Regions from separate parts of the Homo sapiens genome. Here region 1 is linked to region 2. The links are chromatin loops, found by intact Hi-C in ENCODE. Cell type or tissue: GM12878. All regions are shown on one strand. Each heading gives the region's core, and the rest is flanking DNA. Links, peaks and the distances in the headings are about the cores only. Region 1 holds the start of LOC105370273 (a long non-coding RNA gene). Region 2 holds the start of LOC780529 (a long non-coding RNA gene).

Region 1 (16,141 bases), core at 2,614-10,613, 390 kb before region 2:
AACGAGGAGTCAAATGTTGATCCCCAAGACAACAGGGAAAATGTCTCTAGGGCATGTCAGAGGTCTTCATGTTAGCCCCTCCCTTCACAGGCCCAAGGCCTAGGAGGAAAAAGTGGTTTCATCGGCTGCATCCAGGTTCCCCATGCTGTGTGCAGCCTAGGGACTTGGTGCCCTGCGTCCCAGCTGCTCCAACTGTGGCTGAAAGGGGCCACTTCAAGTCCAATTAAACCTCTTCTTTTGTAAGTTGCTCAGTCTTGGGTATGTCTTTATTAGCAATGTGAAAATGGACTGATACAGTATGAGATAGGTACTCTTATCATTCCCACTTTACAGATGAGGAAACTGAGACTAGGGAGGACAAGGTCACATGAGCAGAAAGTGGCAGCACTGGAATGTGAACCTGAGAGCCTGGCCCCAGAGTCTGTGCTCTCGACCACTGGGCTATGGTAATTCATTTCCCTGATGTATTAATAGCTCTGCTGATCAAACTGTGTTTAGTATCACATAATTAGCTCCAGAAACCCCTATAGCAGTTCTCCTTGGTTAGAAACATTTTAACCTATCAGAAGCCTTCCTTCCCAAATAGTTGATAAGAATAGATAGCTATTATCCAAGGGTGAAGTCAGCTAGTAGTAATGTGACCATATAATTTATTGTGTCAGCGGGGCACTTTTAAGAAGAAAGTAAGGTGCTGTTAATAATTACACACCTGGGCAACTGACAAAAACTGGGACTGTCCTGATCAAATCTGGGCATATAATCAGCCTAGTAGCATACCTCAAAGTCAGAAGCTCAGCTTTCTTATAATGCAGACAGAAGGACAGGTGGCAATCCTGCCAATTCTCCTGATGGCCTTACAAAATAAGTGCAAATACTATATGAAGATAGAGTCACCTCACTGACCTTCTACTTTGTACATCACAATTCTATTTTAAATTTAGCTTGAGAGTCCTAGGTAGGCCTACCTCTTAGAAATTGTCAAAATGAGCCAGCACTCTGGCCACCCTTAAAAGAAGTCTTAGTCTCTCAGTTTACCAGTGGGAAAACATTTAACAATCTTTGCAGGGTGAGGGGCTCAGGAGGGGGTAGTTATTTGGTCAGTGAATGTCCCCTGCTATCTCCTTGTTAGTATCATCTACCACTCACTGGTCATAGCCTTGGATGATTATCTTAGTCCATTAACTATCATCATAGTCACTAGGTGATAAGGGATACTAAGTACCATTCCCCTCAACTCACTGGAGCTGCTGATGGCTTCGCAGAAAGCAGGATACCTAGTACTTGTTTAACCCTGATTGCTGATTATGCATGCATAAATGAATGAATAAACATGGGGAAAAGACTATTGCCTCCTTGACATTATTAGTAGCAGTAACACACTGAGCTGCTAACAGGATTATAGGTGGTGCTTTCATAGCCTTTCATGTTTAAGGAAATAGGTTATAAAATATTTGAACTGAAAGTCAAGTTGCCCATATAAAATAGAAAATCTACAATATTTATGCCTATGTGGCCTATGTGGCCTATTAGAATAAATTAATTTTGGTGGTAAGGCTGCTAAGACACCTATAATTTGATGATAATATTCCTTATGTTCAAAATGTTGTTCCAACTTTGATGGCTTGAAGAAGGAAAAGTCCAATTCCACAAACAGTGAGCGTGCCTAAAATGTTTCCACCTCTGGACTTTTGTTGGTTCCTCCCTGCTTAGAATGTCTTTGCTGACTTTCCTTGGGACTCAGGTTCAAGTTTAACTTCTTTTGTGGTTGTTTCCTCCATTACCACAATCCATGATAAATTCTCATCCACTGGAATCCTGTAACATATTTTGTCTGTTCCACAGTAAAAGACACAATATGTGCTGCTTGAATTGGTAGGCACATATTTATTTGTATAATAAGTTCTATAATGAGGTTTTCACAGAACAGGTTATGTGTGTGTGTGTGTTCCTGCTTACTGATAGATATTGAGAAGTGTTGCAGGATTAATTATTGCTTTCATTGTAACAAATCATCAGATAGCAATGGTGAGGGAGAAAAATTTTAGCTTACACCTACCTCTAACTATTAGAAGCTTTGTGTATCTACCTAGAAGAACTTAGTAATTGCAAATGCCTAAATGGGCTCAGATAAGTAACAAGACTATTACTAAAAGACACAGGGACTTAGTGTTATAATTTTTATTAATAATGCTATGTGATTGCTCGGTTTATATGTGAGTGCTAGATTTATATAGTTTATTTCTATTAATGGCTGACAGAACATATGCATAAATTATATATATTTACAGCATTTATTATATAAATAAATGCAATCTTTTATAGTAATTCAAGGCAGCATATGTGTTGTTAATCAGAACGACGTGGATAATAGGAAATATAGGAGTGCAGATAAGTGATAGATTACTATGAAGTTTAAAGTTCTTTTCTGCTACTAAAGCAACCTCTAAGGATATAAGAATACCCACTTAATATGAGGGTGAATAATTAATATGAGCTAATAATTTTATACTAATTATAGTGCTAAATATAGCCCTCGGGCTCTAAAAGGATTAAAGGATCTCTATGTGAGTCCAATATACACCAGTACTCAAGTGAAATAATCTGTTTGTTTGTTTGGTTTTTTTTCCCCTTGGCTCTCCAGTTATGCTAGGTAAGAAAGAATAAAAGGATAAACTGAGGCACAAGGATGTGTGTTACTTTCAAAAGGGAAACAGAGAGAGGGTTCCTGATTCCCAGGGCAGTGGTGTTTTTTTTTTTTTTTTTTTTTTTGAGGATGTTGCATAATGCATTTAAATATTTTAATGGGCAAAGTTCACAGAGGACATTGGCAGGAGGATGTACCCCCATGTTTCCCCCTTGGGCCCCTCGATGCTAACTGTCCCTAAGGGGTGATAGTTGAATTTAAAATAGTATAATGATATTGTGTGTTATTAGTTTTTCTTGTAACAACTCCACAATACTTTTCACATACAGATACTCAATAAATATTTTCTGGTGCTGCTTATGAAGAATTAATATTCAAAAGAAAAGTGATTTGGTGAGGCATGAATGAAAACCATGCTCTTCTTCTCTAATAACTTCTTTTCTGAATGGTGCTGCAGGGGACAGTGAGAAATTTTTCAGCCTAGGCACAGAGACAGTCTCTTTTGTGTTGGTAAATACACAATATAGTGTACAGGTGTGCTGTTCCAACAAATTAATACAAATGAATAATACATCCAAGGTATTACATTGTCCATGGTAAACCAGGAGGCAAGAACATGTATCTTTTACAAATATTATGCCCATATAGAAATTCTAGAAATTCTTTCGCTAATTTTACATATCATTCTTCACAGTGACAAGTTGAGATTTTAAGCATATTGTTCTTAACTATGTGATCATGATGAATAGAAACAAATTACACATATTACTCTATGTAGCAGGCAGTATTGACCTATTCTAAAATGCATTATTGGACCAATTTTAAAACAGAAGAATCAAAGTAATTGGTGGTGGTGGGATTGTTCTCCCATCAATATTTACGTGTATTTTGAATTCTCTATATGCAGTTAAGCAAACCTAACTGAAGTCACATACACATGATTGTTGATGCAACAAAAATAGAAAAAATATTCTGAAGGAAAAATTTTAAAGCTACATCTCTTTACTATTTTATTCAAATAAAAATTAAAAGTCCTTGCTGACATTAGTATAAAATAATTTTTTATCTTTGAAAATAATTTGTAAAGTAGGCTATTTCTCACCTTGAGAAAATTTTAGAAAAATTTCCAAAGTGAGTTTTGAATAAGAATAACAAATATGTAAGACCAATTTTAGACAGCCAGAACTTTAAGAATGTAAAAGAAGAATGTAAGAATGCAAAATTTAAGGATGTAGAATTTTGAATGATAATTTTGTTAATCTCTACAAGAATCACTACTTTAATTCCAGCTTTTATATAAAATATGCTAAATAAATACATATTTATTGTTTCTACTGCTTTTTCATTTAGCATATCCTGACATATTATGGTATCTATACCTTAATTTCCTTATAATGTTCAAGTTACTTTTGCTAAAAGTGTCACAAAGAGCAAGCAAATGATTTCTTTTCATTCAGCTGAAACCAACCAAAGGGAAAGTCAAGACACATCTACTTGCATATGTCCAGTCCTTAATGCCCTTGCATACAAAACAGCCATGAGGCAGATTGAGAAATGAAATCAAGCTTCACATGAATTGCAGAGAAAATTCTCCTTTAATGAAAATTCACTGATTACTGTCATGGATGCCTTGCTTTTCAATTGCCCCTTGTATTGCTTTCATGGTTGAGAGATACTCATTTTTCTTAAGCAAATTTGGGGGTCTACTAAGCACATAGCAACATAATTGACTAATATAAGTCTATTTGTTGATCTCTTAAAGCTCAGTGCACACTGATGGAAGTAATCCAAACTATTTTTCTCCACCCTTCACTTAACAAGCATAATAATAAATGAATATTTAAAGTAGCAGCAAATATATTAACGGGAAACAAATAGCTTTTATTTGTAACAAGTGCACACAGGTTAATTAACAAGAAGGAGGTTTTGTGTTGAAACAAGGCTCCCGGATGCTGTTCGGGCAGGTGCCGTTAAGGGCCAATTGAGCTCTATAGGATAATTATGAAGTACCAGTGTGTTCTTCCGTTTGTTAACAAAGTGCTGCCCACAATTTGCCTAAACCTATAAACCATCATCTGTGATCCTTGGTAGCAATTAAATGACAAACATCTCCTCATCAGAGACTTGGGGAAACAAAAAGAGACATGATTGCATTTAAGTAGCCAGATGGATTTTTTTGAACACTAATTTTGAAGACCTCTTTTCAATAACAGAATATTAGATGAAAACATATTTAGTACTATGTGAAAGAGGAAACTCCATGGTATTCTTTATGGGAAATTAAAGTGGGCATATTGAATAATTGAAGCAGTGCATATTTGAATAGCTTTGGTTTTAAAATCCTGGAGTGTTCAGCAAACTTAATAGAAGATGGAAACCTAACTCATCTCCTCAAAGCACCATTGAAACACTTTGCTCTTACTATTCTAGCTGCTCACTTACATTTGAGGAGGGGCTATGAAGAACATAGTAAAACTTCTCAGGCAGCATGATGGTGAAAGTCTAACCAATCTCATGCACTTTCTCTAGGATATGAGTTACTAATTAGTTCTTTTTTATAAAAAAAATAGCTTATTACTGAAATCCTCTATCAGCACAAAAAAAGTAATTTTAGACCTAAAGATCGCCTTCTATCACAAACTAACTGATCTAGAAGTTTTAAGGATGTAACATTTAAAATGCTTCTGGAAGCGTAGCAATAGTTCCAGGAGCTATAAACCTTATAAAGGCTCTGCTGAGTTAGTTAAATTAATTGTCTGATTGGAAGAATCTCCAAAACTTGCAGTAGCTCTTGTTTTTATAGTTAAGGATCTTCCAGGCATTTAGTTGCTTACATTAAACAATGTTGTCTAACTGGTTTGCATAATTGATAGAGCTAAATGGCTATTCTATAACATTAAAAAATACAATTATAAATGTATGAGTTTCCCTCAGTCAGAAGGTGATGATTTTTTTTCCAATGCCAAAATAACAGTATTTACAAATGTTTTCATGAACCATGAGAAGCTACTGCTCAGTGTGTTTTAATGTAGTAGTAGGTCAACAGCTCTCTTGAAAGAACAAAACCAACCTAGGGCCAAACAGGCAGACAGGCCTAATTAAGCACTCCAGAGTAAGAAAACCTCTCAGAGAACTACAACTAACTCGACCCCTGCTTTGTACTTCACCAGGTTTCTCTATACCTTTGCCACTTTCCTCTGGATTTATTTTTTATGAATTATTTAAACATGGCCATTTCACATCCACAATTAATTTTCAAAGAAAAGGCAACAAGAGAAAATAATCACAAGTTAAAACAGTTTGAGAACGACTCTAGTTTTGGCAGAACGTAAAAGGCCTGAGTCTCTGTTTCAGAGCCTGCCTTTGGAGGTGGCCTCCCAAATCCTCGTTTGTTTAAGTCCCTAAGATTCAGTCTACCTGACAGCCCAAACCCCTATTTCCACCAGGGAGGAAAAGCAAATTCAAGAGAGTCTCTTTTCTAGGTTACGTGCCTGTGTTTCTTTTATTTAAATGAATGGGAATTAATGATTATAATTTGAATAGTGGAAAAAAATAGCCTACAAAGAATGATAAATTTTTCATTATCATTAAGGAGTAACAATCCATTGAAAAATGGAAGTATTTGCGCAGCTAACCAATTGCAAAAATGAAAGTGCTTGACAATTGTTTTATTCTAGTTATCCTTTCCCATCAGCACATGATACTCTGTCCTGTTATAGCAGGGAATGGCCTCCAAAAATGATGGTATCTTGATACCTTATTCTCCATTACAGAACCATTCAATTGGAATAGAAATCAAGGGATCATTAAATTCATCCTTCTGCATTCAGGTATGGCTACACTCTGCTGGAACTCATCATATTAAAATATAATATAAATATGACATGATATGATATAATATGAAATAATTTCATCTAAAAACTTGTCCAGTGTAGGAGCTGAGGCTCAGTCATTTGCTATTACCAGAATACCCCTAACATGGTATATCCCTAAAATGTCTGTACAGAAAGAAATTAAATCTCTAAACATGCAAAATATATATTTCTTTTGGAGAAAAGAAAAACCTTTGAGAAAAAAACAGACTTTAAAATTCACTTGCCCATTTTTTTCTGGCCATTTTGATGTTTCATAATACCCGCTCTGGCGGTGTTCTTTACAGCTAAAAAAAAAGCATCAGTTTCCATTTTATTGTTATAGGCCAGTGAAGAAATTATCTTGAAAATAAATTTTTCTAAAATGTTAATAGACTCAATAGTGCCGTTTGTATTTAAAATTGAAAAAAGTCATTAATTTATTATATGGCTTAAAACCAAATTGCTAAAATACATGACTAGAAATAGTTCTATTTGATATAACATTAAAACTATTTAAGATTATAAGTGGCATTTATTAAAGAGCCAACATTTGCCAGGTCCTCAATAAAAGATTATTACTAAAACTCAACACTATTACAAAGTAAGTTTTGTCATTCCCAACTGACAAGTGTGGAAGCTAAAGCTCAGGGAGGCTAGGTAACTGTCCCAAGGTCACGCAGCAAGGAAGGAGAGTAGAGGGGCCAGCGTCCTGAGGCTACACCACATGCTGGTTGTCTGACTCGAGGTTGGACCACTGAAACCAATTTCTTCTCTGTGACTAAGTAAGCCCTGAATTAGGGATTGGACTTTTCTTCTCTAATTTAGAGGCCCATATCCACAAGTAGTTAATGACCATGGCCAAGTTAACTGGAATGGGAAGGGTAGCACCAGTCCCAAAGTGGCTCACACCATTTCACCTATAATACAGTAGCATGCCATGCACACTATGTCAGGGTATCACAAACACCAACATGACATGCACAAGATCCCAGGATACATGTGTCTCCCATGAAGAGAGCTCAACAGGACCCTCTCTCTTCATTGCTTCGGGAATGACTTGCAACCACGGCAAGAAAGGTGATGTTCTGTTCCTACCATCTGCCAACATGGAGCCAGCACATGAGGCAGTGCGGTTCCTTCTCCAACTTTTTCCTCCTGGTGACAAATCTTTAGTCAATCCCCTGCTCAATAGTATTTACACGAGATGAGGTAACAGGAGAGGAGAAAAAAATCCAAATAGGCACAATTTAAAGTTTTTCTGTTTGCTAGTAAAGCATCTCTGATGAAAGTGATGTAGCCAAAACTTGGATTTTAAAACCAATTGCTTATTTAAAAATTTCATGGAATACTAGTCATAACATAAATGTCATTATTTTATGCACTGACAATTGGGGCAGAAATCTGATATGTTAGCAGAACCTATTTTAAAGTGATTGCTAGAATATCTACAATTCTAAATGACATTTCAAGAAGACCAGAGGCTTCTGGGTTTTGGATTAAAGGGGAAGGAAAATTCCATGGACTGCCACACTCACAAGAAGCCAGAGCTGCAGCAAGGACAGTGTATTCCCTTTTCTTCAACTTTTAAAATCTCTGTTGTTTTCTGAGCCTAGGGGTGAATAGAAGAAGATCAAGAGGCAGTGATGTGTCATTATGATCTCCATTTCATACACAAAGAACGGAGCTTCACAGTGGTTAAGTAACTTGGCTGAACTTACACCAGCATGAAGATTCAAATTCCAGTCCAAAACTTATGGAAATATCTATTAGAGAAGCCTGTATTAGTTCTCTACCAGATATATTTTCCTAGGTAAGCCACCTTTTTTCTTACCTCTCTCTCTCTTTCTTCAGTGTCCTCTGAGAGCTCCTAACTAAATGTTTTATACACAGTGCATGCTTTGGTTGAGTGAAATAATGTTTTTTTGAGAAAATCAAAACCATAGTTATGTGTCGCTTAATGACAGCGATATGTTATGGGAAATGCATTGTTAGGTGATTTCATTGTTCTCATATCATACAGTGGACTTAAACAAACCTAGATGTTATAGCCTACTACACCCCAAGCTATAGGGTATAGCCTATTGCTCCTGGGCTACAAACCTATACAGCATGTTACTATGCTCAATACCGTATGTGTGAATCTAAACATATCTAAACACAGAAAAGGTAATGCATTGCACTATAACATTATGACAACTCATATTCCTGTCACTAAGTGATAGGAATTTTCCTGCTCTATTGTAATCTTATGGTACCACTATCAGATAGGTAGTCCTTCATTGACCAAAACGTCATTATGTGGTCCATGACTGTACCTGATTATGAGTATTTCCTCCTTGCTGACCCTTATAATAAAAATATACCTTAAAAAATAATGCTAATATGTGAATTTATACTGTGAAAATTATATTCCATACAAGATAGCTGTCAAACATTATGAAATAAAATACTACAGAACTTAGAACCAGAGGCTACTAACCTAATTAGTATACTAAGCAGGAAATATAAATGCTTATGCTATATTGTGAAAAAATAATTGAAAATAATGGCTAGCCACATTTTAGAATTCTACAAATGATAAAATTATTTTATCTGATAAATGTTAAGGTGACAGGAATATTGTTAAGCAAATGAATTAAAAAGATGAATTTTAGGGAATTCTATAATTTCAATATTACCTGCTAGAATTGAGCATAAAGCTTTGAGTATAGTTTAAATTAGCTACTTTAGGGTTGACTAGGAAAGGCAAAGTTTGCCTTATACTGCACAGTAGTTTGTTCCAAGTATGTTCTTCTTGTAGCTTAATAAAGACAGCAAGTTTAGGAGTCCTAGGGAGAGGTTAAGAGGCGCAAATAAATAAAAGGGCAGACCAACTACAACTTGCAGTGGTCTTTAAATGTGGCCCAATTTTGAGTGTTAGAAACAATAGGAAACAAACAAAAAAGCCACAGAGACCCCAGAATGAGAATGTTGTATAAAGACAGAAACCACATCTTTTGGTCATATGTGCCTCAAACTTGTGCAGCATCTGACCTAAAGCAGTCATTTAGTGAGGAAACAGTCAATAAATCAAAGAACTAGACAGGGAGGCTGAGCAGCATAGAACCTTCTAATAAACCTAAGCACATCACAGTCTTGCTTAAAACCTTCACGGTTTCCCATCACCAAGTAACAGAATTCAAATTCTATAGTTGGGCAAACAGTTTCTGACATAGCGCCTACCTCCTCTGCCGTTGCATCCCTGACCACTGCCCCAGTGCTCCAGCAATAGTGGGTCACTGGGAGATCCCTCCATAAACTGCCCACCTGCTACCCCCCAGTGTTTTCAATCTCCCCACCAACTTCTGCCTGCATAATATACTTCTGTTCCTTTGCCAAGACTCCTCCTATTTTTCCCCCTCCGTTTTTCTACCTTTGTTACACTTATGAAACATACATACTCTCCTAGAATTAGCTATGTATGTTTTCGCCTGGGAGCTGAGTCTGACTTATCTTTGAATGCCCAGAAATTCACAGGGTCTGGTTGCAAATGGGGCACAATAAAAGATTTTTGAATAAAAGAATAAAGTGCTGGAAAGAAAAGAGAAAATGTGAGACTCAAACAGGAAAGGAACTGATGTACAGCTGGATATGCAAAGAGGGTACTCTGAAAAGACATGATTTCCCAATTCTGTCTTCAGTGTTTCAAGTTGAGTCTGCATAAGACTAAAACAACTTGCTTTTTAAATAAAAAATTAGTTACCTGTTATTTGGCAAAGGAACAGGTACTCATTATGAGCCAAAAGATGTGGCAGTGTCATCCTGTTTTTACTGATTATTTTCTTTTACTTTTTGAAAATGTTAGACTTGTAGAAAAGTTGCAAGAATAATACAAATAATTCTCATATCCTAATATTAACATTTATCATGTATTTTTATAAATAATGTAAGAATTGTAGGGATGAAAACTCCTTCCCTTTAAATACTTCAGTTTGCAATTCTTAAAAACAGAAAATGCTCTTATCTAACTACAATACAATTAATAAAGTCAGGAGACTAACACTGAGACAATACAATTACCTAAACAACCAACTTATATTCAGATTTTGCTAATTGACTTGATGTCTTTTATAAGAAAAAAAACACAAAGTCACACTTAACCATCGGGTCTCTTTAGTCTTTTAAAATCTAGAACAGTATTTACTATTTCTTTGTGGCTCATGACAGGGACATTTTATAAGCCAATTATAAGGTTGGTCTAATGTTTCTTCATGATGTTAGATTTAGGATTTGGGCTTTTGGTAGGAATAACACAAAAGCAATACTTAATTATCAGTGCTTTCTCTCAGGAAGCACAAACTAGATTTGTGCATTTGTTGGTGATGTTAACTTTGAGCACTTGGTTAAAGGGAGATTTACCACGATCCTCTACTTTCAAGTCTTTAAAAGTGGAGAGAAACTATGATATTATATCAATAATTCTTCTCAAAATTTATCCACTGGTTGTAGTCCATTAATGATACTTTCCTGAGTCAATTATTATTATTAGGGCTGCCAAATGGTGGTTTTTCTAATTTCATAATTTCTTTAACATTTATTACAAATGTTGCCTTCCTATTGTTAGAAAACTTCCTTCTCATTCATATGTTTGTTTATATGTTTATATTAACATGAACTCATGGAGTTTTACCCTATCCAGTGGGTACAAACTTTTACTGTCATTATTTATTTTGATTCTAAATGGTCCCAGACTTGTCTGGTGGGGGCCCCTCAAGCTGGCTCCTAAATTTCATTTATTTCATTTTATTTTGAGACAGAGTCTCACTGTGTCACCCAGGCTGGAGTGCAGTGGCAAGATCTCGGCTCACTGCAGTCTCTGCCTCCTGGGTTCAAGCAATTCTCCTGTCTCAGCCTCCCAAGTAGCTGGGATTACAGGCGCCTGCCACCATGCCCAGATAATTTTTGTATTTTTAGTAGAGACGGGGTTTCACTGCATTGGCCAGGCTGGTCTCAAACTCCTGTCTTCAGGTGATCCACCTGCCTTGGCCTCCCAAAGTGCTGGGATTCAGGTGTGAACCACCATGCCTGGACAAATTTCACTGATATTTAATCAATTTTCAAGTGGTTTTCTTTGCATCTTATATTCACATCCCTACCAACCTCACACTTTGATCTTGTTGTTCTTTTAGTTTTGTAAACACTGCAAAGCAGCCATGTATACCCTTCAATGAAGAAGGATAAGTAATCACAAATTAGGATACTCTTAAAAAACTTGTCTTTGAAGACTTTATTCTTCATAATCAAATTTTACATAAAGCCAATCCCAATATCAATTTAGGGTGATAATGTAGGACAGTAACAGCAGCTGAATTTTGTGTTTTAAAGCAAACCTGCATTTTGATTTTTTTCCGATTATTTCATTCTCGATCACTTTATTTGCAGATTCAGAAAAGCCTGAATTTGCAAAAAGTTTGTTTCGATCATCATAGGCAAGGTGAAATAGAAAGTCGAAGAAATCATCTCGGTCATTACGGTAAAGTACCACTTCTTTCTGTGGGTAAAAGTATTCTTGGTTTTCTGTTTGTTTTCAGGGCTGAGAGTGTATGTGTGGGTGCAGAGGGTGGGCAGTGTGGGCGTCAGATGGAATAGGGGAAGAGGGAGAAGGTAGTGTGGGAGAGGGCCACCTACCCTACCCAAGAAACTTAGCAGGCTACAATGATAAAGTGTAAAGAACAATTACTCAATTAAGATTACTCTGTCTCTGTAAATCTACTTGCCTCTTTAGACACATTTAAAATATTATAGGATTTTAAGGTTTCCAGGGCTAATTTTAAGACACAAACCCCTAAGCAATGCACATGAAAAAAACAATACCTTTCCTTTGGGACTACCTTTTCAAACTCCAGTGTTTCAAATACAAATTACAGCAGATACATTTATGAAATGAGTGGCCATGGATCCTCTAGAAGTCCTTCAGCTAGGATGCTCAGCTTGGTGGCAAAGGTATGTTAGCATCCAGCCAGGACTCCAAAAGCCGTGATCCCATAATTGATCCGACTGAGACTGTGGAGGAATTTAAGCATAACATAATCCCTCAAATCATCTTTTGGCCCCAATTGCATGTTAACAGTTGCACAGAAATTAGGCTACACGTGTATTTATTATTTTGCAGCTTTGCAGACACAACAGTATATTCCCCCATCTGATTTATTTGATTGACAGAGGCCTTGTTTCGGTTGCTGGAGCTCCATTTCTCTGGCTCTAAGAAATTCAGAAAGTGGCAACCAGGGAAAAGACAAGCAACCAAATCTCCTGCTTTCACAACTGCAGTGCTGTCTGAGCTTGTGTCTGGACTATCATATACCATTACAGTTGATCAAGCTTAAAAAGCAAACTCAGATTTTCAAGCAAAGCAGTCACTGGAGTACATTTATGGATCGTGTTCTCATTCCAATACAGTCCCCAGGGGAGAAAGTGAACAGCACCAGGAATGGATCTGCTGTTTCCCTTCAATATAAGTTTTGCATAATACAGAAATGCTAGTCTGTAAACAATATGAACACCTGTCATACACATGACAACCAGAAGGTGGCACAGTCTTAACATTGACCAAGTTCTGTCAGCTCTACTGTTGAATCCAAGCAGATTTGTGATAACTGCTGATTGCACTATATACATTCATTTATGCATTTGTGTCTGTCCTCAACTACATATAAACAAACCTCTTCCTATGCCTGAAAACTGAGAACTCTTTGCTTGTTTCCATTTTCTTTTTATCCCCTCTCCCCTCCCCACCTATACAATTAATATTGTTTTGGTTTAAGCTTCAGAGGACTTGAATATTGCTCTGTATTTATCTTCCTGTTAGAAGCACTTGGTTCATGAAACCTAAATGGAGCCTCATGATTTGCATCTTTCTTATGTCTTATTTGTAACCGATTGCCATCATGAGAAGATCTTAATTTTATATTCATTCATTAGTAGAGTTTCATTCAAATAGTAATTAACTCTTTGATCAAAACTAACAAAATGAATTACTAGTATTGAGTGGTGTGCATTCATATAATTCAAAAGGAAATTATAAATTTCTGATGCGTTAAACATTAGATTTATATTGCAGGTTCCATTATAAAGAAAAGGCCATGAATTCACTAGTATTTTTCTTTCTTTAAGAGAAAAGAGAGCATGCCTTTGTATTTTATGAAACTGGATTTATTAAGATTCATGAGAGGCCTTAATGGTAAAAATGAACAGTGTGTAAAAAAGTTGGCAACATTTCATCACAACCTGTGAGTGCTGGCAATTGGCATCATTTTTATACCCAAAACGTACACTTCTCATGGCCACCAAGTAAACTCTTTAAAATTAGTTACCCTTCAATTGTGAATAAAACCAATTTCCCTGATGTGAATTCTTGTATTTATTATTTCTTGTTCATTTAGGTGGAAGGTCTAGATTGAAAATGGACCTCCTGTTTTCCAATATTTGGGACAGCTCCCTTCCACATTATCCCTCCATGCTTCCATGCTCACACCTCTCCACAAATGGGGGAGTTCCCTGTAAATTGTTCCTTTCACTTGGCCTTCTATGCATTCTCTCCTTCTGCCTCTGCCATCTGGCAGCCTTCCTGCCCCCACATGATGTCCTCTGTCCTTAGTCCAATATGCCTGTCAGAATGCTTATTGGGAGGGCAACCCTCTCCAACTGGGAAGCATACTTAGCCCCTACGTATAGGCGGCATCTAACATTGGTTGAACTAAACCATCACTTAGTCATGGGGAGTTCAAATAGCAACACAGAGAAAAGTCTATATTTACTTTTTAATAAGCATAAATCCTGAAGCGATGACTCATTCCTATGAGCACCCTTCCCTACTAAGTCCCCCTTAAAAAAAAAGGCACCACTTAAAAACCAGATTCTAGATATTTCTCTTTACAGAATATGAAGAAAGTAGGCTTAAGTGAAGCCAAGTGGGTAATATATACAAATATACATCTTTTTCCTTGTTGGACATTTTTGAAGGCTATTTTACAGGTATAAATAGGTCACACCTCAGAGAACCTAAACGTTTTATCTTATATGCCCTAACCTCAACCTTCTAGGCTTTAGAATCAATAATGGCATTTTTTTGTCCCCTCCGGTTCCATTTCTACTTAAGCCATAAACCACAGAAATGGAAGCTTAACCTCATACTGGCTGTGTGACATTTTGACTCTCCCCTCAGGGTCCTGAAATATCCCAGCATATGCCCATTCTGGCATAAATCAGAGAACGGCAAGCTCAGGGGACACCATATGGCCAAACGCCTGCATGTTACATTGGGGCATGCTGAGGCTTCAGGTACGCCCAGCTAGGCTTAGATCTGGTGTTGGTCTCATGGGCCAGAATTGAATTCTAAGAAGTCCTCTGGGGAGGACAGTCCAGCCTATGGAGGGCTGAGAATAGCTACTTCAACCTGGAAATGTTTCAAGAATCTACGCTAATTGAGATTGAATTGTCATCCTCTCATGTGAATCATCAACTACAGTCCTCTTCTGCTCAAGGATAAGTGGTGAAGTGAAGATTTACTTCTATAGGGGCCAAGTGGAGACAGTGCTCCACTCCTCCCTGACATAGCCTGGGTGCTTTAGGAACCAGGAGGTTTTCCTCCTCTCCAACTGAATAACACCATAGTAGGTCTAACAGATAAACGATAAAGCCTCAGGATTCTCATGCCAGTATACAGTAGGTGCTAAATAATGTTAAAGCGAACAAATAAGCTCTCAGGTTCCATGAAATTAAACGTAGGTGGTAGAAATAAATCTTGAAACTTTCCTTCTGCTCCCTCTTCTCTCTTCCCTGTGTCTTATAGATTCTGATTTTCTATTTAGCTCCAGAGTCTACATCAGAAGTTGTAGATTTCTTTTTGTGGAGATGTTGTTGAGGGTGTGATAAAGAAGGCTGGCTTGCAACAAAAGTCAGGAGAGCCCTTATGCTGTTTCCTTAATAAAGTATAATAATTCAAATCAATTAAATTTAAACTTCTTAGTAGTATAATATAATCAATTATGTACGTGAAAAATGAGGAAGACAAAGTAGATACAGAAAGGAGAATTTGGGGCCAGGTGCGGCAGCTCACACCTGTAATCCCAGCACTTTGGGAGGCCAAGGTGGCAGGATCACTTGAGGTCAGGAGTTCAAGACCAGCCTGGCCAACATGGTGAAATCCCATCGCTTCTAAAAAATACAAAAGTTAGCTGAGTGTGGTGGCATGTGCCTGTAATCCCAGCTATTCAGGAGGCTGAGGCAGGAGAATCGCTTGAACCCTGAAGCCAGAGGTTGCAGTGAACTGAGATCGCACCACTGCACTCCCACCTGGGTGACAGAGTGAGACTGTCTCATAAAAAAAGGAGAATTTGGAAAGGAATGGAAAAATAGAAAAAAATGTGAGGATGAGAAAGTGGGAAAGAGGTAGAGAGTAGGCTGTGATAATGTGTACCAAAGAAAAACAAACACGCAATTAGTTAGGCCAGTGATGTTTTTGAAGGATTGCTTTCCTCACTGTGCTTGAGTGCCCTCATTTGTAAATGTGTACTTTCTTCTGAAAACTGTTGTGGAGATAATATGAGTTTGGTGGTGAAAATACCTGGTATTGGCACATGGCATATGGCAAGCCCTCACAAAA
Region 2 (16,141 bases), core at 845-8,844:
GAGAGAAGGGCATAGTCTTTGAGCTACTAAAAAGCAGAATTCCGGAGCTTCGAGATATCTTATTCTAGGAAAATGAAACAATTTTAACAACAGTTTTTTTTCCTCTTATGTCGAAGATCTAGTTTTAGACAATTTCAAAATAAGCTTTTCCCACTCATAGAACTTTAACTTGCCCTTTCAGTTTTATCTTTTTTTTAGAGAGAGGTTTAAACTACTGATTTTTCCTGTTGATTCAAATAGACTAATGGGGTGAAAGTTATTAGGAGAGATACTCTCTCCTGTTTTCTCCACTGAACGAGACTCATCTTGCTCTTCTAGGTCCCGTTTCTTCCTCTCTTGGAGGACATGAAATTATAGAAATGTTGAGAAGTTCCTGCTTTCTTTTGCGGTAGGACTTGGCTGTGAGAAAATCACCTAAATCCCAGAAAAGAGGAAGACAGATTTAAAGTGCCCCCACCCCCATTTGTTTCAAAGAGGTCTGCATGTTGGGCGAAAACAGAACAACTGTGTTTCCTTTTACTTGTTCTTATTATTCAAGAGTCATTTATTACAGGGGATAAATGTTGGGTAGCAAGAACTTTAATTTGCACTACCAGTCTCCCAAATAGAAAATCATGTATAGTATTTCATAGTAATAATCAGGTACCTTACAAGCTGCTGGTGGATTTTAAAAAATTAAGATAGTTGAAGGTGGTTAGGTAAAATGCCTGCTTTGTGTACAAGATACTCTTTGGATCTCTCGTAGAGATGGTTTGTTACCATCCTTTAATCATAACTAAAACATTGAAAACAGAACAAATGAGAAAAGAAAAAAAACCTGCCGATTAACAAGACTGAAATCATGCATGATCTGAAAGGTGTGGAAAGAAACACAATTAGGTCTCACTCTGGTTAGGCATTATTTATTTAATTATGTTGTATATCATTGTTTGCAGGGCAAACATTCTATGCATTTGAAACTGAGCACTAAACTGGGCTAGCTTTCTGGTAGACCGTTTTGTGGCTAGTGCGATTTCACAGTCTACTGCCTGTTTCCACTGAAAACATTTTTGTCATATTCTTGTATTCAAAGAAAAAGGAAAAAAGATTATTGTAAATATTTTATTTAATGCACACATTCACACAGTGGTAACAGACTGCCAGTGTTCATCCTGAAATGTCTCACGGATTGATCTACCTGTCCATGTATGTCTGCTGAGCTTTCTCCTTGGTTATGTTTTTTCTCTTTTACCTTTCTCCTCCCTTACTTCTATCAGAACCAATTCTATGCGCCAAAATACAACAGGGGGATGTGTCCCAGTACACTTACAAATAAAACATAACTGAAAGAAGAGCAGTTTTATGATTTGGGTGCGTTTTTGTGTTTATACTGGGCCAGGTCCTGGTAGAACCTTTCAACAAACAACCAAACAAAAAGAAAACACAAAGAAATGGGGGGAGGGTAGGGTGTTGAAGGGGGACAAAAAGGGGAGAGATTGAGAATGATGTATTTTTTTGCTGAATCAGAATTCACTTTCAGATAACTCATGAAAAGTGGTGCTCTAAATAAAATGAATTCTATATTAGTTGCCTGTGTTTATAAAAGTTATTATTTTTTAACTGCAGAAACTCTTAAACCACAGCACTTGATCCAGAGTGGTGAAAACCAATAAATAACCAGGCACCCAAAAAACATTTAAATTTAGGGTCAGGGACAGAGGAATTTGGAGGTTTAGATGTGATATTCTACCCTAAAAACACCTAGTAACTGAATGGCTTTTCTTTGGAGGGTAATACATTTTAAAACATTTAGTGTGCCACCTACTGCTCCACAGTGACTAGAGAGCCTCTATTTCTTGGTGACTTGGGACTAGATCAGATGCCAAATGTACAAAGTTTCTTAAGAGTTGAGATTATATCATCTGAAGTCATCTTATTTTAGCCAAATCTTTTTAATTTCACCGGCAAATCTGTGAAGGAAAACACTTGATGTTCAAAAAGAATAGTACATTTTAAAAGCTGCGATTTTAAACAGTTGTTAATGTTAAAAAAAAAAAGCACTAGAGGTATTTTTAAACATAGAACTCTTCCATAAAAAGTTGATTTGTTTTTGCTGTTATTGACTTGAAACATCATCAGTTTTAAATAAAATGCATTTGTAAAAAAACCGTTATTTTATAGAAAAGTATGACTGGATTTCATTGTTGGAAAAACAGGACAGAACAAATGAAAAGATTTACAAAGGGTTTTTTTTAAAGTCTGCCTCAAGCAGAAATGTTGCAGGCAAACACATGTGTATTATATAATAATGATCAATGTAGGTATTAAGAATTTAAGAATTTGCTTTAAATAAAACCTTTACCACATAAAAATAAGAGTATTATGTTAATAAAACATCATGAAAATGAATTTCCTATTTTATGTAGTAGGAAACTGTGCAAAACAAAAAAAAATGCTTTGCTTTCTGGTAAGCGAATCTATATATGGCTTGAAGGAGTAGTAAGACTATTCTAAGACGCCTTTAACTGTCAATCCATGAAAAAAAAACAAAAAGGGACCTCCTGAAGAGGCCAAACTATCATTGAAGTGGGTGTCAATGAGTGATAGTTTGGCCTTTCAAAGTTTTCTAGTTCTGAAGAGAAGTTCACTCTAAGCGGATTCCTCCACCAGTTTTGGGGTGAATATGATAAAATGTGTGTCTCGGATTCTTTTAAAGAATAATCTCAAAATAAGTTTGAGAGAGTGGGAAAATTGGGCTCCGTTTGCATTTCAGCTTCTCAGGAAATCCAGGCGGCGGCGGGGGTGGAATAGGAAAAGCAAAAGACAAATAAGCATTAAAGCATCTGCCACATTTATGCCATCCATTTGTCTTAAATTTCCTCTTTTCCCCAGTTCTAGCTCCAGGTCGTGTTCCTTCTGTAGGTCTAAAAAAATTATGTCCTCAAGACCCATCAACTAACTTCTGAATAATTTTTGTTTAATGCGTGTTCTGAAATTGCTCTCAACTTCGATTACAGTTTCATAAATAAACTGTAGGCACCCACTGCCGTGATTGTATCGATTTTTGTTTTCTTGTGATACTGAGACTACTTCGGTCCAGTTCCTCCTACACGTGGCAGCGCACGTGAGAGAACAGGGCGCCCCAAGCCCGCAGGACTCACTCAGCGATCCCTGCCCTCTGCCTCTGCCCCGCCGCCCCGGCCTCTCCTGATAGCACCTGGCACCTGCGTGAAGTATCCCTACTCATCTTTCAAGTTGATAGGCTTTCGCAGTTTTTCGTCCGTGAAGTTGGAACTGGGGCTTCTGATCCTGGCTAAAACTAGCCTTTCCCACCCCATTCGAACGGCCTTGGTGGCCAGCGGGATGATAAAGGTGATGACAATTAATACTGGTACAGTTCTGCCATCGGTGTTATTGCCATCTCAGTCTTAGCGCCACGATGATAGCCACGCAGTCCTTTCGAGCTGTTTCAAAAAAGACCGCAAGCTTAATTGATTTTTTAAAATAGCAGCCGAATTCTAATTCTCGCGAGGTCCTCTTTTCCACTTGTGAGATAAGCCTTGTCGCAAACATTACGTTATTTAATGTTTGATCAAACCTTCCTGCCACCGCGGCTTCTGGCGCGGGGCTGGCTCACGGGGCATCGGGTGAGCTGAGCGGCCAGAGCCAGCCCGGCGCGCGTGGGGAAGGCGCGCGGCCGCCCCGCTCGGGTTGGCTTACTCTTTGAATAATTTATGGTCGGAGAGTTCTGGAAATAAAATGAATTATAACAAGGAGCTAATTAAAAACTTTCGTAATTGTTGTCAAGTCAGCTTTACGGGAGGACGGGCAGCCCCCCGATTCCCTCCCCGAAATCCGGTGGATCTGCAGGGCGGGGCGCGGATCCGGAGGCTGCAAACTTCAGCAGCCCAGCGCTGTTCCGACTCCGGGAGTTATTCTGGAGGCCTCCTCGTGGGGCAGCTCCCTCTCCAGCTGCACTCCGCAGCTCGCAGGTCTCCAGGGCATAACTTTCAGACTTCGGGGCGGGTGGGTCGGCGTGTGCAGTTTCAAACCATCGGCAGAGCTGATTGGGTTGAATTTGAAGCCAGGAGGGGACCCGCCCTCCCCTCACTCACTCAGGGTTCTCGTTCACTCACCCACCCAACCCAGGCATCCCAGGGCCTTCAAGGGCACCAGCCGCGGTTCTCCGGGTGGCGGCGAAGGGACCGCCGCTCATCCTGCCTGCATCCCTCCGCCGCCTGCCTGGAGAAGCAGCAGCCCACAGGCTTCCAGCTGCCCGAGGTCGCAGCTCCGCTCGGACTGCAGGACAGCTACCGGCCTGAGGGCCCTGGCGTGGATTCGACTGTGCCGGGGAGAACCCGAGGTCAACGGCCTTAGGCCGGGGCACCCGGCGCGCGTGCGCAGAGTGGCCAGCGGGTGCGCACCGCGGGGAGCCGGGAAGGAAGAGGCGCGCTCTGAGCGCTCAGAGCCCGCACATGCGTATTGGCGCGCGCCTGGTCCCCTCGGAGAAGTGGGCCGAAGTTCCGCGGCTCAAAATTAGGCGCTCCCGGAGGTCACCTCCAACTCTTACGTGCCCTTGAGGACGTTCTGAGAGAAAAGGGATGGACCAATATCTCAAAGCGGTTAAAAAAACCCTCTCCCCAGTTGCATAAGTCAACAGTCTCAAGCACCACAAAACTTTCACAACTGCCGTACACGTTTTAAAAAGAACTGGAAGGCATACGAGGTTGGTTTTTGTTTTGTTGCTAAGATGCATATTACCAAAACCCTGCTACAGATTTGAATTTATCCGGCAGGGATTTATACCCGGGGCGAAATGCAGCCTGGCCGCTAGGCTTTCGTCCTGGGGAATTCAAGTGGAATCCTGAATCGCAAAGCTGAAATTGAAAATCTCGGTTCGGTGAGAAGCCGACATAGCCCTAGTGTTGAGACCAGCATCCTGCTCCGGCGAACCAAGGGCTGGAGAGAAGAAGCGCCCGTGTCCCAGTCCCCTCCCCATTGGCGAAAGACAGCTGCTTTCCGATTGAGGAAAAAAAAAAGCGTGGAAGGAAAGTTGTCAAAAGGAGTGGTGGAGGAAGAGACTCCTCGCATTGATCAGGTAAAAGGAATTACAAACAAAAGTTTGTTTGATAACTCTTACGCCTGGCCTCAGTGCAGTATAATATATACAAACTTTTGTAGACATAGATTAGAATAAAACAAAGTGTTGTCAATTTCCAGCCGTGGAAATTCACTTAAACCAGTTTCTCCTTCTCCCCGCCCCCACCAAATGTTGACAATAAACATTTTAATGAAGGCAGAGACCTGGTTGTCTCCAGACAGTGTCAGAATACTTTAAGCAGGCCATTAGCACGGCCTCTTCCACTTCAAACATCGCGGTACACTCTAAATATATATATATAACTACGTGTGAGACAAATAATACAATCGTACGGATATCTTAAGTGGTCTGCAGTAGTTCTGATACCCCCTGTCCTTACTAACAGAAAACTAACTCATTGCAGATTACTCGCGCTTAAAAAATGTTAAATACAGTTAATGCAATATTAATCGCCCTTTGGTGATATAAAATGCAATATTTTCAGGCAGCTATTGAGCTTTTCTAGAAGAAGAGCTGATGAAAAGAGTCACAGCTGAATAGTGGAGAGAAAAAGCCCGGTATTTATTGCTTTTGTTTGGCTTTTGGCTACAGAGACAGGAACCTTCTAATGGGGTAAGGACATTTATTTTATCTGCAATCTATTGCTGCGAGAGCAGGGGCGGCAGATGGGGCTGGTACGATATTCACAGTGTAATTTAGAGCAAATCCTAATAACTAATAGTGATTTATGTTAATTTTGATCACTTATGTGACTTCACCATAGCGTTGTGTTGAAAGAAAGAGAGAGAAAAAGAAGCTGAATGTGACAAGGAGCTCTGAGGCTGACATTGGGGCTCAACTGTCCTGCACTTTGCACAATCGTAAAATGTGTTGTATGAGTTAGCAATGGAAATGCAGGCATTTAAAAAAGCAGGTAGGATCCATTTGACTCTGGGCAGAGGTATTTCCCGAGGGCTTGCGTTTCTTCTGAAAATTTATCTTAATGTGACGGACTGTGACGCCTTTGAGCGACAGACGCTTTCATCCCAGTTTTAAATAAAACAGATTTGTTTCAATTGTTTCATTTGCTTATATTAAACTAAGGGATTGTGTGTGTGTGTGTGTGTGTGTGTTGACTGTGGGGAGAGGGAGTCCATTGTATTCGACGCGGGAGTGCGCGCCGGGGTCTTCTTTCCAAAGTGTAATCTGAACCGGAGGCTTGAAATCAGCCTTAGAGCCAAGAAGCGGGCTCTCTCGCGCACCACTGCCACGCCTTATGCAAAAGTTTTAATACTGGCTGCTTAAGCAAGTTGCCGGTTCCTAATCTTCACCTGATATTTGTTTGCCCAGAATCAACTTTGGAAAGCTTTCCGGTCCCTACCTCCATCTTTCCCTTCTCCCAAGGGATTCCAGGGCTTTTAAACTTAAAAGTGCCTCCTTTCTCCTCACTCCCCTGGTATTGTGGCACCGGTTCAGAACCCCAGGGGCTGCCAACGGGACGTGGTTCTGCACAGGAACAGGGAGATTTTCGGCTTCCACGCAGTGCACTCAGAGGGTTGGAACGGTTTTGAAAGGGAGGGTGCGCCTTGCTCGTGGCAATTTGCTTTTCCAGTTACCTTTTGCACGTTTTAACGCCTTGGGGCTATAGTTTGAAAGTAAAACAGCATCAAAGCACCTCCTTATTAGTCCTGTATTTGAGAAATCCGAAGATGAAACTACCTAAAAGGTTTAATAGGGCGGAACAGCATTTATTTGCCAAGCAAACAGCTAGAGTACAGTTCAAAAGGGGTACAGTGGTTTATCAGCAGGAGGCTGGAAGGAGAAGAACATGGGCAAAGCGAATTTCAAGCTTCAGTTACGAGGTTAAAGTGAATTAAATAACCTTAAAGTGTGATATATGCTTTGATTTTGAATATCATTTCCCTCGTCCCAAATTTATATACGTATATATACAAATAATACATATACAAATACACACGTGAGCGAGCGCGCGCACACACACACACACAAACACACACCCCTACCCCATCCTAGAGTTTTTTTTCCCACCTTTCAGAGTTGTCAAGACTTTTTGTTTGTAAACTTTCAGATTTTGCGGAATAAGATTGATTACCTCTCGATGGATTTGACCTGTAAATGCATTTAAAGCACGATCACATTCTTTAACGTTAAATTTTCATTACTTTCTTCCTGTTTTTCTTGTTTTGAGGCTACGACAGATGTAAAAATGCACCTAATTTCTTCTACTAGAGAAAAAATCAAACTACATGATTCAGAGCAGTGTCTTTCTAAATATGATGCTGCGTTTTGTTTTTGCTTTTTAAATCTCCTCTATCAGTAACTGAACTGTTACTGCAATGCTAGTATTCTGGGTATAAAGAAGACTTTAAGCAAAATAAATCTTTAAACAAAATAAATCCAGGCAGCTGACATTGCCTGTTTACTGATAATACTCAGGAGCTGGTGTATGTTTGTGAGCTTGAAGCTGTGCCTCCACGTGCATATCCATATACAAACAGATGTAAGCGCATTTTTTACTGTTGCTGTTGAATGTAACTGAGTCTTATTGCTAAACTTTATTCTGGTTCTGTCCCAGTGTTTCAGCACCAGAAGCAACTCCCTTAAAATTGAAGAGTGGTGCATTATTGAAACTCTCTATCAAACAGCTCTGGGGTTCAGCCTTTCTGAAAATGCTGGCTCTCGATGAGGTCTGACTGTCTGACTGCACATAAGCCCCTAATATGTTAATGGCCGTAGGGGATGCCTAAGGTACTATCTCAAGCTGCTTCGCACACCATATGTCAGGCCGTTAGCCACATGGATCTATTAATCAAAAAGAGCTGGAGAGGAAAGAGAGGGTCTTCAGAAGGGGGGAGAATGAGAGAGATGGGGGAGGAGGAGGGGAAAAGAAAAAGCATTTAAAACTCACATGTCTTCATTTTTTAAATAAAAAATGAATAAAAATATCTAAAGAAGGCTCCATCAATAAAATTTCTTTGCTGTCGAGTTAAAGACTGTTCATAAATGTCTACTAAGTAATTAGCATAGCATTTGGTTCTACTGAAATAGATGGATATTTTACCTGAAAGGTCTTATTTGGGTTTGCTTTATTGCAAAACTTCTATAGGCAAGACTCTGATGGCACAAAAGTTATTTTTGTTATGTACATTGTTTGGTAAATGTGCTTTATTAAAAGTAGTGGGAGGAGAATACGGAAATTGTATGTTTAGGGGATGTAAGAAGGTCATGGAGGGAGGTGCCTGGGGGATTTGTAATGAATATATAATTATTAATATATATTTGCATGGACAGTAGAGTTTTCACTTTTTTTAGTTCTTCTGAGAGTAAATGTAATGTGTTAAGATTTTTGTTTCTTCCTTTAGGCTGGCTTTTTGATAAATGAAACTGCAAAATATACAGGATAGAAAATAGTACTTAATTTTTTTAGAAGGAGAAGAAATGAGAAAACATTAAAAGTTCCATCTTTTTCATTTCTTTGTTGTTTAGTAATATCTCTTGCCTTTGAGTGTTTAAAATTGTTTTCAGTTAAATAACTAGTTTAGAAAGTTTGCACAATATTAGATGTAATTATATACTCAGCATGGAGAGGGCATGAATGAGTAAGTATACTAAGTGTGTAAGAAAAATATTTGAATTCTTTCTTGAAATAATGACCATATTTGTCATGTGTCTTAAACTAATTCTTTTTAGAGAAATCAAGTGGAAGTACAGATTTTAAAATATCAGACCTATATCAGAAACAGAGCAATGAAAGGAAAACATATAGGTTCTTGGATTTAAAAGTTACATTCTTTTCATGTGCAATGCTACCTGAGGATAGAGAAAATATAAAATAAAAAGTCAATTCAAGCATATTTACTTATTGTTATAATTGGCAGTAAGTGATGATGGGCCACAAGAATACTTTTTAAGTTTAAAAATCTATAATTATTGATAGCATTTAAGAAAGAATACCCTTGAAAATGACTTTTTAATATTGTCATAATTAGTAGGCTTACACTGCAGTAGTTAATTTGTAAGATAATAGAATTATTGAAAAGTTTATTGACCTTAGATTTAAAAAATACATATGTAAATGTTGACTACTTATATATATTGAGAACACAGATTATTCACTCACCCCATACGCCCTGTGTCATTAACAAAGACTGATAGTGCTCTATTGTATTGGATATGTAAAAGAGACAGGCAGCAGAATGTTTTTATGATTCAAAAATACATTAAAGAAGATAATTGTGTTAGAAAGTGCAAGATTACTTGAAAAAAGATAACTGTGAAATTGTACTCAATAAGAAACAAAAATTATATAGTGCGATCTATTACAATATTTACAGTATAAAAGTGGAGTACTTTGTACTATGTATTAGATGGGAGGTATTAAATATTCTTTATTTTCACAAGGGAACCTGTCTGTCTTTATATAGAAGTAAGTGCTCAGTTACAGGGACAGGTTAATATTGAGAGGTGTTTTTAATTAAAAACACCACTGCTTTTGGCTAGTAAATTATCTGTGACTCTTTTAGTAAAAAAAAAAAAAAAAAAAAAAGATTTTAAAAATAGAAAATTGTGTTGTAGAGAACTGTAGTCAATCTGTAAATATGACAGATTCTAAAAGTCAATCTGTAAATATGACAGATTCTAAAGCACTATATTTCATCCAGGAGATGATGAATACATGAAGAAAGAATCATCCTGAATTTCAACAGTAGCAGGTAGGGAGAAACACTTATTATCTTTAAATTTTGGTGCATGCCATTAGCCTTCATTTCTTTCCCTGTAGTTAAAAGGTAGCCCATATATCTGTCGCTTTGGGTTTCCAAAGACTCATAACTTAATTCCTTCAGGCTATTCATCAGCACAGTAATTAAACTAGCAAATGGATGTAAATAAAGTGAAATTGGTTTCATGACAGATGAGGCGAAGAGGCCTCTGACATGAAACAAGGCAGGACAATAATGATTTCAGCAGCATCAGGCCATGGAAGGAACCCCAGCTGGATTTATTAGGTGCTGCAAGTGATTTGCTAGAAGCGGGCAAGACATGAGCACTCTTTAATTTGACAGGAATTTTGCATCCTAAAGAGCATATTGAAATATAAATTCAGAAACAAGTTCAGGCAAACTGTAAACAGATGTATTGTTAGACTGAAGATACTACTCAGTATTTTAAAAGGAAGAAGAAAAGAGAACGACATCCCCCTCCCTAATAGAAGAGCTTCATTTTCACAATTTATTATTTAATTGTGGGTAGTGGCAAAATAATTATGAAACATTTCGTTCTACTTAGTGAATTCTGTTACTATTAGATGGTTAGTAATTTTGGATGTCCAGGTTTATTTATCAGGAGAGCAACCAAAGCAATAGATGATTTAGAACCCAGCACAAGTAAAACATTTGTACAAATTAGCAGTACATGCATACATGGGAGAGATATATGGCAAACTGGGAGAGAAGCTTGGATGGACAACTTATTTTACAGAGTGGGATTATTATTGTATTTAAATAAAATCTAGGATAAAAATCTGGCACCACTTTATTGCCTCTAGCGGTTTGTGCCTGGATACCCAAAGAACAAATTTCTATCTGCAAAGAGAAATTGTTTCAAGCCCTTGATCAGATGAATTCTTAAAATGAAATATAGATTTGTCCCTGCAAAATAAGCAGTTCCATGAACTAGAGGGAACCAAACTATAACTGAAAAATCACAGAATAAGAGAAGAAGGTGTAAGGAATGGATTCTTGGCTGGCTCCACAAGAGTCAAATGAAAATTGAGTCACTATTCCACTACAATAAGGAAGTTACACATAGAATAAATAAAAGGCAGATTTTCACACTAGGAGCAGATCAGTCCCTTTCTCCATGAAAAGATGAGAAATGAACTGCTTTATGTTTAAATGTAGTCTCAATTATTTAAGCTTCCTTTCATGAAGAGCAAAGATAAGTAACTCCTCCAAATCCTCCATTAGTGGTGCCCTCCCTTTTCACAAGAGTCACGCAAGGTTTTCAGCACCGCGGCCAGCTCCAGGGAGGGTCAAGGGGAGAGCGGGCGGGAGAGCAGCTATTGACCCAGGAGAGGTGAAACCTAAATACTCCTAAAAATCTACCGGCGATTTAATTATTTAGCAGTGGATTCTGATCTTCTGTGGGATACTAAATAAAGCCTAAGTCCTCAAATATTTTAGAAAGTGATGTTTCATAGGAAAGTGAGGAAGAGGCATGGGGGCATGGTGGGGGCTGGGGTAGAGAAAGAGCAGGTTATCAAAATTCTTAATGAAAATAAAACCTGAAAAAGGGAGAGAGAAAGAAAAACACCCACTGAATGCTACCTCCCTTCTAATGGTGGGTGACTTTCAGGCCAAGAAGGAATTTATTATGAAACTCAACTGGTTTTCTCCTTGAGCCTGCTCTTTAAAAAAAAAAAAAAAAAAAAAAAAAAACAGGAAAATATGCCTAATTATTTTAAAGTTCCTTTCCAATCGCAAGGCATAGCTAAGTCCTTTAATTATAATACAGTATGAATAGGGGGAGCATATGGAGGAGAATGTCAAGAAGAGGGTGCCAGGGGCAGATCCTCAGAAATCTGTATTCATTTCTGGCTCTTATTTGTTCAGTAATCTCTACCATCATAACTAAATCTTGAACCACTGATGTAGTTCGAGTTGTTGTTGACTTAACGTCAAAATTCAATCACTGGGGGTTTTGCATCAGCCGGGCTACTTATTTGTCTAATAAATCCGTCATTTTGTAAGAAAAATATTTGAGCAGCCGTACTTGACCTCTTGGTATCCACAAGTCACATTTATTTCTCCCAGTTTACAAATGCAAAATCGAGATGAACGTCTAATGCCTGGAGGAACTGTGTTGATTTCAGATTGGATTTTAGATGGAAATGTCTATTTTAAATACCTTGTGATTAAATTGTACATATAATAGGATCCATGCATTTTTAACTGGTTCCTGCTTGGAAACTTAACAACCTGGACTGCAAATCACACATACCAATGCCAAAAGGAAAACACACACACACACACACACACACACACACACACAACCGAACCCACCCACTTTTCTCAGACAAATACTAAAATTTAGCCTCAAATGCAAGACTTTATTAAAACAAGAGTTTTTTTTAAAAAAAATAATTCTTCTATTAATGGATTCTCCAACCTTGCCCCGAAAATATTCTAATTCCTGGAGGGTAAGGCTTCAGCCCAATCCCAGGAACAGCACACACAGAATTCATGCAGTCTTGAGTCTACAACCAAACTGTAACTCAAGTCTAATGAAATCCATATCACCATCTCTGAGTATTATTAGTTAAGGAAAAAAATGTGTTATATTTTATTGAATTAATTTTATTCTCCAGTCTAGAAGCCTGTTTGGATATTGCTTGAAAATATTCTATTGCTTCTCTCCTACTCCTTCTCCTTCAAGAATCTTTTTAGTGCAAAAATCTCTCCACAGCTCAAGAATCTTTCTCAAATCTTTGGCGAAAGACAAAACAGTCTATTCGAGTCCATTGTAGAGTTGGGGAAAGTGAGACACTACCCATATATTATGGCAAAAGTACTTGGATAAAAAGAGACGTCTTCAGAAGGCAGACTAGAAAACTGCTTTTGCCAGTTGGCGATGGGACTGAAACAACTGGGGCCTCGGGAAGCTGGAACAACTGGAGGGAGGCTGCAGTATCTGCGAGGTGCGTCCTATGGACGCAGTCCCGCCCGCGTGGCTGGGGTGGTGGGGCGGGGATGTAGACTGGGCATACTTTGGCTGAGAGAGGAAAAGGGCCTGGCGACCTGCTCAAGTTTTGGATTCTTTTTTGCCTTCTTGCTCAGGGATGCGCGTTTGTGTGTGTGTGTGTGCGTGTGTGTGTGTGCTATTCAATAACTAGGGGATGCGTAGAGAAAGTGTTGCTGTAGCTTGTTTGTGTCTGAAACCTTCGCGATGGTCCGAACCCATATACAAGATATTTCATGCCAAAGGTGATCAATAAACAGGGAGGGTCTCTGACCCCCCGCTGCCTCCGCCCTAGCTCTGCGCTGGATTTTCTGCTCCTTGAAGTCCCGCGCAGGTTCCAGTTGAGTTTCGGTGTTCGCATGTTTTTCCTCAGACCTTTCTCTCCCATTCATTTCACGCTTGGGATCCCCGAGACCTCGAGTTTCTTTCTTTTCTTTCTTTCTTTCTTTCTTTCCTTCCTTCCTTCCTTCCTTCCTTCCTTCCTTCCTTCCTTCCTTCCTTCTTTCCTTTCTTTCTTTCTTTCTTTCTTTCTTTCTTTCTTTCTTTCTTTCTTTCTTTCTTTTTCTTTTCTTTCTTTCTTTTCTTTCTTTCTTTTTTTTTCCTGTCTTATGATTAGGGGAGTGCTCTCCCCGTGCATTTCTGAGCCTCCCCGTTTGGGCTACTCGGAGCTCGATCCCTGCGCCGCGCTCTGGCGACCCGTCTACACAGGGCAGGGCTGGCTGGTTGGCGGCGGGGAAGCTTTCGCACCCCGAGCTTGCGATGCTCCCTAATGGAGCAGTCAGCCTGATGGGCTTCTCGTCCCGGCAATGGTCCCGAGTACTCTTCTGCATGAGCTCTCTTCTCTCTAAGACCTAGAGGGGTCGCTAGTGAGCAGCACACTTGGCACTGCAGTGGCTGTCTGGGGCTTTTCGCAGACTTCCTGCCTCTACTTGCTTAGAGCGTGCACGCCCATAGTGTTAGTGACCAGTCCTTACAGGGAGGATGCTGGGTTCCGGGAAACTATACCTTATAATAACCATTCCTGTACCTTTCTCATAAACATGTCACTTCCATTTCCAAGCCTGCCCTCCTAAATTTAATTACTTCAAATTTTCATTTTCCCTTCGTAGGACCTTAAGGCATTTAACACATTCAGAGAAAGGCACCGTGGCCGGGCGGGAAGAATCCTCAATTCTAGGCTCAGCCGCCTGAGAGCAACAATCCACATAACCCTAACCCCAGTTCCAAGGCTTGTGGAGAGTGGAAGGACCAGGTTATGTTTCTGTGGGTCATGCCACAAATCTGACTGGATGTATAGTTCAGGTATGAGAAGGTGAAGGAATAATTCTTTAGTATGTGAAAAAAACCGGTCAGAGTGAATTGACACATTTGTCTAATATTTGTTTCTGTCGCAAAAACAGTGATGGGGCTTTCAGAGTCAATCCATCCTGCTCCCTTTCTCACACCCCTCCTTTCTTCCACCTCTCCTTTAGTTCTAGAGAGAAACAAGAGAAAGGAAATGTTCTTGGATTGTGTGGATTATCCACTCGTTGATTGTCCACTTTGCCTTCTGATGTAGAGATTTCTGAAGGAATTTTATTTCTCGAATGTGATTGGGTGAGAAGAGAAGGGAAGTATGTGGACAAGTCCAACTCCCCAGGCTTTCTTGCCAGGACAACGTTCGCTTGGGCTTCCCCTTGGCTTCCAGATTCTTCTGCAACCATCAGTTGCAGGAAAGGACTTTTGCATTTACATTGGTTTCCTTTGGTTTTCCCGAGTCAGTCACTCAATCAGAACACGTATTGAGAAACTAGTACTATGTGCATGGACAATACTAGCAAGCTGTGAAGGCAGGTATGGCAAACAGAGTGGTTAGCAGATGGAGCAGGTCAAAGTGTTTCTGAGATAGATGTATTTTTAAATTCAGATGATCCTAAATGTACAAATGTATACGACATCATTTCTTGGAGAAAACTTCTATAAATACTCAACATTGCCTTTACAGTTTTGAAGTTAGCCCTTACCCACATAAAGTAGGTATAAATTTGTGAACTTTTTAATTGAGAATGAAATTGGAAAAGAAGGAAATGCTTTGGCAGTTTGAAAATATTGTTAGCTTGTGGAAATAGATATACTGTACTGTAATTAACAACTTATAAAATCTTAAATCAATATAAATTAATTTAATTATGATTTGTAATTGCATTATGCATGATCAATTTGAAACACTATGTTAAAGATAATTAGAGCTGGGCACCGTCACTCATCACTCCTCCAATAGCTTAATGAAAAGGAATGTCATGTACCACCTTTGGGTTAAACCTGTAAATTAGGATAAATGTTATTTTCCAATAAAAATGTGGTAAAATAATTGTACATTTAATAGACATTTTTATGACTCAATTGTAAATGTGTAATGGATTTTTTTGGAAACTGTATTATTATTATTTTTCATGGACCTAGTTAAGTATTTATTAGGGTTGATTGAGCTGTCAGTGTTTTTTCAGGATCAGGCCTCGAGGATTTGAATGAAGACTAACTTTTATGTAAAAATATCATGCTGTCCTCGAAGCGGGTGCCAAGAGGTCACTGCAGATGGAGGTCCTAACTTAGCATAATGGGTTTAACATTTCCATGACATCATCAGGGAATCTGAAAGGAGTCTAAGGATAATCAGAGTGGTCATTCAGAAGAACAGTAAATATTTTATGAGGATATATAGAAGCAGAAAAGATGGTCAGAAAGGTGATTCTAAGCTCCTTAGAGTTCTGTGAAGGAGGCTTCTCAGTTACTCTCAGAGTTAAAAGAGCCAATGCATGTTCTTATATTAGCAAGACACATTTGAGAGGCTCAGAATAGGACCCAGGTTAGACATTAGTTTGTATAAGATCATTTCTGTTTCCTGAACTCTTCATATTTTGTCAAGGTGTCTGTATTTATCCTTTATATGCTTGCAAACAGGAATATACATTCACTATTCCTAAGACTATTTTAGTTTGTTGATTTCCCAATATTATCTGGTACTGCAAGGTGGGTTCTTTTAAGATGATAATTGAAATTACCATAAGCATATTAGAAGTGTGTATGAATTAGATGAATTCAGTAAGCTCTATTAATTTATATTTTTTATTTTCTACTTTCAACAAATAATATTTGAATTCCTGTATTACTACGGGTCTTTTGATGGGATTCACCTTTACCACCAAACTTCTACTTCTAACCCAAGGCAGATATTGAAGAAAGAATTATATGTATATATATGGAGAAAGAGAGAGAGAGGGAGGGAGGGAGAGAGAAACAATACAAGCTCCACAAAACTTCATGCTTCAGAGTTTTAAACATTTT

Evidence for each region. A loop is a pair of places that touch in the nucleus more often than their neighbours do. Peaks named below come from ENCODE experiments on the same cell type or tissue, not always from the same donor. Only the 100,000 strongest peaks of a DNase experiment are listed, where the experiment ranks them.
Region 1: it touches region 2 in a loop (2.2-fold over the local background); 2 of 110 quality-filtered maps call a loop at or near these places.

The regions. Positions count from the first base shown.
Region 1 is chr13:78,975,514-78,991,654 of GRCh38, reverse strand. LOC105370273 (a long non-coding RNA gene) reads left to right here and starts at 8,124. Exons shown (of 5, transcript XR_942108.4): 1 at 8,124-8,308; 2 at 11,920-12,010. In GM12878, for the core only: no CTCF peak of the experiment used is centred there; no DNase peak of the experiment used is centred there.
Region 2 is chr13:78,584,367-78,600,507 of GRCh38, reverse strand. It overlaps POU4F1 (POU class 4 homeobox 1), which reads left to right. Exons shown (of 2, transcript NM_006237.4): 2 at 1-2,146. The region is part of intron 3 of OBI1-AS1 (OBI1 antisense RNA 1); the gene reads right to left. It overlaps LOC780529 (a long non-coding RNA gene), which reads right to left and starts at 4,386. Exons shown (of 1, transcript NR_158457.1): 1 at 889-4,386. RefSeq lists a silencer at 4,120-4,419 and an enhancer at 3,991-4,719. In GM12878, for the core only: no CTCF peak of the experiment used is centred there; no DNase peak of the experiment used is centred there; H3K4me3 peaks cover 530 bases; H3K27me3 peaks cover 876 bases.